Regions from separate parts of the Homo sapiens genome. Here regions 2 and 3 are each linked to region 1. The links are chromatin contacts, found by Hi-C in ENCODE. All regions are on one chromosome and are shown on one strand. Each heading gives the region's core, a stretch centred on a gene start or an enhancer-like site at or near the end of the contact. The rest is flanking DNA. Distances are from core to core; before and after follow the strand shown. Region 1 holds the start of CCDC7 (coiled-coil domain containing 7). Region 2 holds the start of ZNF438 (zinc finger protein 438). Region 3 holds the start of ZEB1 (zinc finger E-box binding homeobox 1).

Region 1 (3,396 bases), core at 566-3,065:
AAATTTGATATTACATGCTTAAATTTATTAACTTTTTAAACTTCTTTGCTTTACATTGTCAGCACTGATAACTTTTCTGTGGTTCTTAGCTGTGCTATTAAGGCCACAGATATGAATGGTGAACTTTTGGCTAGACTCATGCTGAGAGTTTTGCTAATGTATGCTAACTTGACAACTTGACCGTTAAGATTTTACCAACAAAATTAGAAATGACTAGATGTAATCTATTTTCAGGGTTCTAGAAAATAACTGAAATTGGCTTTGTCAAATCTAAGGTCTTCTTTAATCTCTCCTGACTTTTAGTTCTATCTTTCCTATCCCTTTCATTTACAACGGTTTTGGGAGATTTGGAATTTAGCAATTCAATTCTTTCTAAACTACTTTCTTAATTTTATTGCCAACTTTAAAAAATAAAAAATTGTTGGTGGAAAGCTTAATAAATCTGATCATTTATATGTACATTTTCTTTGTTACTGACATAAAACACACATACTGAAAAGTGCATAAATAAGCATATGCCTTCATGTTTTTTTTTTTTTTTCTTTTTTAGATGGAGTCTCGCTCTGTTGCCCAGGCTGGAGCGCAATGGCACAATCTCGGCTCACTGCAACCTCCACCTCCTGGGTTCAAGTGATTCTCCTGCCTCAGCCTCCTAAGTAGCTGGGATTACAGGCACCCGCCATCACGCCCGGCTAATTTTTGTATTTTTAGTAGAGATGGGGTTTCACCATGTTGGCCAGGCTAGTCTCGAACTCCTGACCTCGAGTGATGCACTGCCTCAGGCTCCCAAAGTGCTGGGATTACAGGTGCGAGCCACCACGCCCAGCCTGCCTTCATGAATTTTTGAACACACCCAGAAAGAGCAGAAGACAGAACATTTCTGGTACACCAGAAGATGTGTTGTTTTCCCTTTCCAGGCAACCCCAATGGTAACTCCTAGTGGTGTGATGGAGCTAGCCTACACCAGCTCTTGGGAGCTGATAAATTTTCAGGAATCTCTTGTGAGGCATTCAGATTTTACTGGAAAATTAGAAATAATTAGATATAATGAATTTTCAGAGTTTTAGAAAATAGTTGAAATCTACTAAGTCAAATCTAAGGTCTCCTTTAAACCTCCTGGTTTTTAGTTTTAGTTCCATCTTTCCTATTCCTTTCATTTACACACAGGCATTATTAACAGTTAAATTGTATCAATTAATATTTTAAAATATTAAAAACATTTTACTTCGTTCAACTTAAAGACAAAATTAATATATTTCTTGAGGTCAAATTATCTAAAAAACTCTACCTTGTAAAATTGCATCTTAAAGCAGTGCGTGGAAACTGATGGCAAGAAACCACTTAAGTGTCACAACTCTGCTTCAAGTTAATTCCTAGTCCATTTGATTTTGTTTTGCTTTTAAGATCACGAAGCTGGTGTACACTTCCGTGCGAGCTTAGAGTGGTAATGAACTCCACAATACACTGAAAAGAGCTTGAGGAGACAGCAGATGAAGGACTGGGGCTCTGGTTTTGTAGCTGAAGCCCAGGTTCTCAAAGGTCCTACCAGGCCTGTACTTTATTTCTCCTCCGCGGGCCTCTAGGCCAAATGCCTGGATGAATCTGCGCTCAGGGGGCGTCCTGGAATTACACTTGGGAGAGAATAAGAAAGGAGGAGGCCGATGTGCCCATGGACATTATTAACCTTCCGGCAAATCCCCACAGCCGCCAAACTGCGTCTCCTCTTCCGCTCTCGGCGCGCAGCTCACGCTCGCAGCGTCAGCGACGCCGGCGGCGCCAAGGCGTCGTGGCGTCGGGCGCCTGGGACGTGGCTTCAACGGCCCCATCCGGCGCCGGCGGCGGGTGCCCGGCGGTCTTTGCTGCCGCCCGGGGGCGCAGAGGCCGGGCCTTTTCTTTCAGCACAAACGTCAGTTTGTAAAAGGGAGGTGCTGGAGTCTGAGGAGTTTTCAGGCTTCCGTCTCGAAGGAAGTCTGGCAGGCTCGGAATTGTCATCTTCCTCAGGCAAATAGTTTTTCACCTTAGAGCCAGCAAGGCCAAACCGCCCAGTCACCCGACTTCCCACAGTCTCAGCAGGTACACAGGGCGGGGAGCCTCGGGAGCGGCTCCCTTAGCAGGACCTGAGGGTTTCGGGAGAGTCCTGGCTTTGCACTTAGTTTTCCCGCTGCCTGGCTGCCTCCGTGGCGGTTGTGCTGCTTTTTATGCAGGATGTAGGATCGAAGGCAAATCATCCTTTCCCTACGTCCCCTGCCAACCCCTGCCGCTCTCCTCTATTTTGTACACTTTATCATTAAAGGATTTGAAATGAATGTAAGTTAATCCTTGAAGGATGAAACCAGAAAACATTTGTCGTGGTGGCGGAAAGGGACGGATGCACTTGGGCGAAGTAATGCTGACATCCACTTCCTAGCATTGTTAGGAGGGATAAATGAATTAAATATGTAAAGTCCTTAAATATTTGCTTGCTAATACGAGTATTCATTGCGTGTGACTATTTTTGTATTTATGTGAACTTCATCGGAGCATTTGTCAGGTTCTTTTTTTTTGCACCAAGTGAGCGTTGCCTGCCTGCCTGCCTGCCTGCCTCCCTCCCTCCCTCCCTTCCTTCCTTCCCCTCTTCCCTTCCTCCCTCCCTCCCTCCCTCCCTCCCTCCCTCACACTTTTTTGGGGAGAGAGGACACAATGCAATCCATAACAGCATATACACTTGTTCTTTTTTCCATCGAACTTTCCTCTTGACCATGTTTTCTTCTAGTAATACTGTATTTCTTTACTCCCTTTTATAGTAAAATTTCTCTACAGTGCTTATATTCAATTCATTGTTCCTACTTCCTCTCTTTTGAACGGTAAGTCAGATATTTACCTCGATCATTCTACTGAAATTGTTGCCGTTCTTCAGGTTACAAATGACCTACCTCCATGTTGCCAAATCCAGTGTCAGCTTAGTCTTCATTTTACTTGACTCAGCATTTGACGTAGTTCATCACTCGGTCCTTGGTGATATTTTCTTTTCCTTGCTTTCTATGTATATATAACCTTTTGGTTTTACTTATTGGCTCATTGGCCACTCTTCTTACGTCCTGTTTCCTGGTCCTGATGGTTTTGATGGAATTTTTGATGTTTGCTTGGACCTGAAGGTTTTGATGGAGTTTCTTTGGCAATGTAATTTATTCAGAATTCTTTTGAGGCTTTTCAATTTTGTAAATTTAATCTTGGTTTCTGCATCATTTTGCTTGTATCATTAATTTTTACTGAAAGCATCGTGTCACAATCGGCATGAGAAAAATGTAAAAGGGAGCAGGGCGCACAGTGGCTCAGGCGTGTAATCCCAGCACTTTGGGAGGCTGAGGTGGGAGGATCACCTGAGGTCAGAAGTTCGAGACCAGCTTGGCCAACGTG
Region 2 (3,396 bases), core at 303-2,802, 1.4 Mb before region 1:
TATGCACGTATTGTTCGTTGTCTATTTCCCACTGCAATATGAGCCCTGCTAGGTTGGAGGCTGTCTTCTTTGCTGCTCTATTTCCAGAGATTTCTGACTCACATCTCATCCAGGCTAGGGGACCAATGCGAATCTCCTAATAACAATAGCACACTTAGCCTTTCATTTGCACTCTCGTGATCTCATTTGATCCTGGAAAAACCAACAAACAGATAAACCATCGGCTCTCATTTTAGATAAGAAAAACAAAGTTCCAAGTTTGCGTGACTTGTCCTTGGACACGAAGCTAGTTAACGAATAGAACAAAAATTAGAAGCCCTGCTTTCTGATTCAAAGGCTCTTCCTACCTGGATGAAAAGATATCACACTCCTGAAATGAATTTACAGAAATGTGAACTCTCGAGCTCCTGTATAAATACACCCTGAAGTGTGCACAGTATTCTTCCCTTCAAAGTTCCTGAAGACTACTAGTCCCGGAGTTTGAGAGGCATTATAGTCTAGTAATAACTAATCGATAATGTAGTACCCCTTGACCAAAATATTCAAGCAGTCAGATACGATGATTGGATATTCCAAATCGATACAGCAATCCTTAAAACTCAGTGAGTCTGTGTTGTCTATAATGTGCTAGTTCCAGCACACTGAAAGCTTCCTCTGCAAAACCCAGACAACGGGGGCATTGTAATTGCCAAGAGTACCGTGCTAACGATACCTGTTATTTCTTGGGATCCCCATTCTATCAAGTTTAGTGACAACAGTTCGATCACCCAACAGGCTCCAGTGTGGTATAGAATCAGATGGAGGGAAGGTTGTCGGGGGGAGGCAAAACAGTGAAAAAGTTCCCCTTCTACAAGATTCCTGGTCAAATAGCCAGTGGCTACCACATTCCTCAGAATAACCAAGTGTCTGTGTATAAGCTTTCTCCTAGCAAATTTACACACTTGTGTTATCTCACGTGTTCCTAGTGCTGTGGGAACAACCATTAGGGAGGCCAGAGGCTGCTGTACCTCCCTTTTACACAAAAAAGAAAACTGAGGCAGCAACTGGTTATCTTATAAATGTGTCCACGATGACTTGGTCACTTGTGGGATCCCAACGGCCAGGACATAGGATTCCTATTCTCTGAGAGGAAGCTTCCATCCCCTACTTAACATGTCAAACTCCAAGGCTGAGAGGGGGAAGAAAAGGAATCTAAGTCCCTTTATCACGGAAGAAAAAAAGGGACTCTCCATTTGGACTTTCCGCCCCTTCTAAGGCCTCGCTCCCAGGCTCGGAGACGCGCCCCGCCCCAGGGGAAAAGGTGCTGGCCCGGCCCCACGGGGCGCGGCCTCGCCTCCCGCACCCCAGGTCCCTACCGCCCAGCAGGGCGCGCTGCCACTCTGAGCAGACACCTGTCCCTTCGCCACAATCGGCGACTCCCCAAGGAACTGACGCCCCCAGAGCCACCACCACCGCCGGGACTGCCAGCTGCCAGCGGGCCCCGCAAGCCCTAGGAGCTGCAGGAATCCTCGTAAACTTACAGTTTTCCTACAGCGTGCGCGTCACAGCGGGGTGACGTCACGGGCCCAGCAGTCGGGGAGGTCAAGCCACGGGGCGCGGGCCGCTGGGCCCCCAGGCTCCGCCCTCGCCCCGCCCCGGCGCCGCGGCGGGAGACACGCCCCCGAGCTCCACGCCCTCGAGCTCCACGCACCTCCCCGTAGCAGACACCCCGCGCAGGCGCAGACGGCCTCTGCGCCCGCATGCCTGTGGGCTTCGCCGACCGGGGCGCCTGCGGCGGCGACTGCTCTACCAAAGCCTCACTCAAAGCCTGAAGTCGGGGTTAGAGGAGGAGGAGGGGCCGACAAAAGGGGACGGAGACCTTCAGAAATACTGTAAACAAGCTGTCGCCCTGGGGGCTGGAGTAAGACGCCTGGGTTGTGAGGTAGTTTTTCCACAGACATTGCCCGCCTTCCTCACGTGTTCGTTAAAAGTTCTCCACGTGTGGAAACAGCCATTTGCTCTCCATCAGGTGCTGGCGGGTCCTCAGCCCTGAAAAGACAGCTCTCCCAGGGTCCCTCGCTCCTCCCCGGCTCGACGCGGCTCCCGCTAGACTCCGCCCAGACCCCGAGCAGTCCCCGCCCATCTCTTGACTATGCCCCTCCCACGCCCACTTAGGCCTTGCCCCTGGGTCCCGCCCTTCCGGCTCCCGCCCCTGGCTCCCGGCTCCCGCGGGCCCCCACCTGCCCTTCTTGCCCTGGCGCCGCCTCCAGCCCAGCCCGTTTCTTGCAGATTTTAGCTTCTCCCTTGCCTGCCGCCTTTCCCGTTTCGGCTCGGTGAAGCTACCTATGGGTTGCTGTTCATTTAACAAACGGTGATCCGGATAAACATGTTCACTTCTTCGCCTGGGCAAACTTTCCAGCCCCCGACCCACTCATGTCACGATACCTTCCCGTGTCCAAGTCCGGCTCTCTGCTCCCCACTTTTTTTTTTTTTTTTTTTTGAGACAGAGTGTTTCTCTGTCTCCCAGGCTGGAGTGCAGTGGCGCGATCTCAACTCACAGTACCCCCTGCCTCCCGGGTTCAAACGATTTTCTTGCCTCAGCCTCCTGAGTAGCTGGGATTACAGGCGCGCGCCACCACAGCCGGCTAATTTTTATGTTTTAGTAGAGACAGGGTTTCACCATGTTGGCCAGGATGGTCTCCATCTCTTGACCTCGTGATCCGCCCGCCTCGGCCTCTCAAGGTGCTGGGATTACAGGTGTGAGCCGCCGCGCCCGGCCTCTTTGCTCTTTTATACTCTCAGAAGCAATGAGTTCTGGTTAAAAAAAAGGGCTCGATAGACGGAAAAAATGAAGGCTTAAAGAACTGACAACAAAATATTAACATTTGGCTTGTGGAATTCTTACACTCTCGTAAGCAGAAAAAACAAATGTTATGGCAAAAAAGTGTCTCAGACAAATCCGTCTTGGGGGGAAAAAAATTAAAAGAATGAGAAAAACAGACTTCGGAATAAATAGACCCAAAGGAGGAAGTATTGAAAATGGCAAGATTCACTTTTACAAACTTATTTGGAACCACGGCAGATGGCCAGGGCAGGGATTTTGCAAGGCAGCTCCAGTTGTAAGTAAAACCTGAAACAATGGTTTATTTCCACTCTCATTGAAAGTGCTGTCTTATTTTTACAGGAAAGAGTGATGATGGGAATATTAGGCTTTAATTCGAGATCTGAGCTGGTTAAAAATAAAAACGTTTATTATTCCAGAAAAATCTACGTCAGTGTTTTTAAATGTTCTGATTTGAAAAAATATTTGTATATTTTATCTGAATATTAGTTATTATCAAATGATGTAAAAGAAATTTGTAAAGGCTGTACCATAATTGTAACAATAAGGTTTTTCTGTAGAGCAGAGGTATAGAA
Region 3 (3,396 bases), core at 393-2,892, 1.1 Mb before region 1:
ATGGACCAATAAATAACGCATTTACTTCTCAAAATGCCCAAGAAAATGTGGGAGAGAAAATGTTCATTTATATTCAAGATTAAACTTTCTAACTTTAAATCATCAGACTTCAGCTGTAAATTTATTTCAGTTGAAAGGTTTGAAGACATTATTAATGAATATTCTAAAATTCCGGAAGGTGTTTAAAAGATAATTTTAACCTAATAAAAAAATCCTGCCATAGAAGTGACAAAAATTATAAGCATAAATTTATTGAGCACCTACTATGTGTCATTGTGCTAGGTGATGTACTACGTTATTTCCAATACTCCGGTCACGTTTCAGTTTTCTCAATTTCTCTATCAATAACTGCTACATTGTTAATTTATAACTATATTACTTGAAATACAGCTCAGCTTATTTATTCCATAAAGTTGGTCCCAAAGACGTTTCCTTATTCGAAGGAGGTGGGAAGCAGGAAGGAAACCTAAATCTAAATTCTACTTAATACTGAAGACGACTTTCTTGATATTTGTGGTTATCTGTATGGTCTTTTCAGAAATCCCAAAACTTGTACCAAGTCAAGGATAAAATAAGATAAAATCAGCAATCTATCAGGTTCAGAGATCACATCTGTCAGCCGATGCTTCTTGCCTTAAGGTCCTGCACGGCGATGACCGCTCATTTAGGAAGGAATTCATGGCCTGTGGATACCTTAGCTCTGAGTCCTGCCACCTAGGATCCCACGGTTCTACGCGAGGAAGAGGGCGGGGAGCGCGGACCGGGTGTGGGAGGCCGAGGTGACAGCAGGTGAGGGCCGGGTGCGGATGGGGAAGTGAGACAAGCACCGTGTGGGTATTACTCATTCCGCTCTACTAAGGAGGCTGCTGGCAAGCGGAACTTCTAGCCTCTCTTTCAATCCAGCTGAAGTTCAATCTCATTGAAGTCACTTCCCATCCCGGTTCGCTTGGGGGGAAACCAGGCGTCCCTGGAAGGGAAGGGAAGGGAGTCCGGGCTGCGCGGGTCAGGTAGCCTCTCTCCGGTCGCCGCGTGTCCTCGCCGTCCCCAAACCTGCCCTTCCCCTCATCAAGGGAACTCCCCGGGGAGTCCAGACCGCGATCCCTTTCCTTGGCCCCGGGGTGCGGGGGGCGGACACGCGAGGCGTGGGACTGATGGTAGCCCTGCCTCCAGGAAGCAGGCAGGCGGGGACCTCTGGGCGCTCGGAGGGGCAGCTCCGAGGGCACAGGGTACAGGGAGAATCAGCCAGATCCCTCCCTGCCCCGGGCAGCCGCGGCGGGTGTGGCCAGCGCGGAGGCAGGACGCCGCCGAGCCTCCAACTTTACCTTTCCAACTCCGACAGCCCGTCGCCTTTCTGACCGCGTCCCTACGGTTTCCCGGCATCCGCCTCCCTCTCCCCACCACACCTGAGGAAAACTTTTCCCTCGCCCCTCAATTCAAATTCAGCAGTGCCCACGGTTGCCGCAAACCGCCCGGTCCCTAGCAACAAGGTTCCGGCCGTAGAGCGAGAGCCTCTAGGTGTAAGGAAGGTGATGTCGTAAAGCCGGGAGTGTCGTAAACCAGGTGCGGTGGGGAGGGGGGAGGGGTGGAGGCGGAGGGGTGGGGGGGAAGGGGGAGGGAGGGGGAGGAGGTGACTCGAGCATTTAGACACAAGCGAGAGGATCATGGCGGATGGCCCCAGGTGTAAGCGCAGAAAGCAGGCGAACCCGCGGCGCAATAACGGTGAGTGGCGGAGGGGACCGGGGAGCGGCGGAGTCAGGGGGAGCTGGGCAGCCGGGGCGCCCCCGGGGGTGAGGGGGGCGAGCCGGGCTGGGGGCAGCCGGGGCAGGGACGGCAAAGTGGAGTGGGAAAGTAGAAAGTAGTGCTCTCTGCCCCCCTCCGCTGCCGCCGCTGCCGGAGCCGCGCCGCGGCCGCTCGCTCTCCCTGAACCGTTATGTCTCTTACCTGGTCTCTCTCCGCCTAGCGGCTCCCGCCGCCCCTGCCGCCTCCCTGGACCGTTAGCCGGCGCCGACGCCGCCGCATCCCCGGCGCAGGGCGGGCGGCCGGGACGCACTGGCCACTTTTCTGGTCCCGGGTGGAGCGGCTGTTGCTTCTTTCCGCACTTTTCCCCACTCTTGTGCCCTTCGGCGCCTCCCTCTCCCCCTCCTCCTGGCCCCCTCAGCGCGATTCTCCCTCAGCGCCCAGGCCCCCGGGAGCCGCGGAACAAACTTGTGCCCGGCGCTGACCGTGCAAAGTGGCTTCCGCGCGCCGCGGCCCCGGCCGGCGCCGTCGCTGTCGCTCGGGCCCCGCGACTCGGGCCGGGCTGTGGGCGCGCGGCAGGCGGGCTGCGGCGGCGGCGGGACGGGGCGGCCGCGGGTTGCGTGGGGTTTGTGCGCGCGTGTGCGCGGGCGCCGGCTGTGCGCGCCGCGGGCGGACAGGGTTCGGCCGGCGGCGGTAAAGTTGGGACCCGCGGGCCGGGCGCGCTCGCGTAACGGGGATTAGAGGCGCGGGGGCGCGGGTCCCTAAGCGCCCCTCCTCCCTGGCGCCTCCCGCTGCCCGGCCCAGAGCCCCGGCCTGGGGACTCCGCGGCGAGCCCCGCGAGTGGGGTCCACGTTTGGCGGGGCGCGGCGGGGCGGCGCGGGGAACAAGGCAGGAAAGGTACCCACTTAACGCCGCCGGGAGCCGCGCGGATGGGGGCGAGCTGGGCGGCGGGTGTGTTTGCGGAGTTGTTACCTGGGCTTAGAGACCGGGAAGCACCACAGACAGATCCCCCTCCCGGGGCAGACGAGGTCTCTGCGCCGGGATGGGCCGGTGTGCGTGCGCCTCGCGCTTTTCTCTTTCGGTTTTTGGGGAAGTTGTTACCTGGGCCGGACGCACGGAGCGCTGAAGCCGGATAATGGGGCTTGGATGGCGCTCTGGGTCTCGGGTGGAAGGAGGGTGGGGGAGGGGGCGGACGGACCGACGGACGCGCGGGGCTGCTACTTGCACCGCAGCTGCAGTGTTTATTGATTTGTGCTGCTGTGCCAAGGGAAACACACACCCCTCTGCCTGGCGTGAGAGTTAAAAAAAAAGAGAGACAGCCCGAGGGATCGAGACCTGAACATGTGGTGGTGGTTGCACAGTCGCCTTTTCCAGTTTGGAGAGACGTTGTAAGTTGATTGTATTTCTGGTTATCTCGGGGCGATGCTATGCTTTCTCTCCCTCTCGTGCAGCAGCGAAATGTCTGCTGATTGTTATTGTCTGGACAGTTCCTGTGGCGAGAGGGGCGAGACTTGTCCGCCCGGGGGCGGCGGGAGCGCAGGGAGAGCAGCCCCCGCCTGCGCCGCCCCGGTACCTGTTTGTATAATAATGGGCGGCAACGGCCCTGCCGCCGGCCGCAGCCCAGGCTATATAAGGAATTACACGTACATTTCGGACCGA

What was found. Hi-C counts contacts between places; a loop is a spot of excess contacts on that map. Pooled maps may share reads with other maps.
Region 2: a loop to region 1 is called in a map of CD4-positive, alpha-beta T cell, with 10 times the contacts of the local background. The contact joins the promoter of ZNF438 here to the promoter of CCDC7 in region 1. A Hi-C loop is called at or near these places in 3 of 168 maps with a recorded cell type or tissue (B cell, CD4-positive, alpha-beta T cell and naive thymus-derived CD4-positive, alpha-beta T cell), 1 of 37 single-sample maps with no recorded cell type and 8 of 50 pooled maps.
Region 3: a loop to region 1 is called in a map of B cell, with 15 times the contacts of the local background. The contact joins the promoter of ZEB1 here to the promoter of CCDC7 in region 1. A Hi-C loop is called at or near these places in 3 of 168 maps with a recorded cell type or tissue (B cell, CD8-positive, alpha-beta T cell and naive thymus-derived CD4-positive, alpha-beta T cell) and 11 of 50 pooled maps.

What each region holds. Positions count from the first base shown.
Region 1 is chr10:32,444,325-32,447,720 of GRCh38, forward strand. CCDC7 (coiled-coil domain containing 7) reads left to right here and starts at 1,816. Exons shown (of 44, transcript NM_001395015.1): 1 at 1,816-2,073. It overlaps LOC101929431 (a long non-coding RNA gene), which reads right to left and starts at 1,732. Exons shown (of 3, transcript NR_120660.1): 1 at 1,289-1,732. RefSeq lists an enhancer at 1,367-1,686 and a silencer at 1,757-1,986.
Region 2 is chr10:31,030,313-31,033,708 of GRCh38, forward strand. It overlaps ZNF438 (zinc finger protein 438), which reads right to left and starts at 1,553. Exons shown (of 7, transcript NM_001143768.2): 1 at 1,521-1,553. It overlaps LOC105376481 (a long non-coding RNA gene), which reads left to right and starts at 2,196. Exons shown (of 3, transcript XR_001747410.3): 1 at 2,196-3,396. RefSeq lists a silencer at 1,215-1,774.
Region 3 is chr10:31,317,574-31,320,969 of GRCh38, forward strand. It overlaps ZEB1 (zinc finger E-box binding homeobox 1), which reads left to right and starts at 1,643. Exons shown (of 9, transcript NM_001174096.2): 1 at 1,643-1,719. The coding sequence starts at 1,662. It overlaps ZEB1-AS1 (ZEB1 antisense RNA 1), which reads right to left and starts at 1,522. Exons shown (of 3, transcript NR_148979.1): 1 at 1,323-1,522. RefSeq lists silencers at 838-897, 1,638-2,087, 2,128-2,217.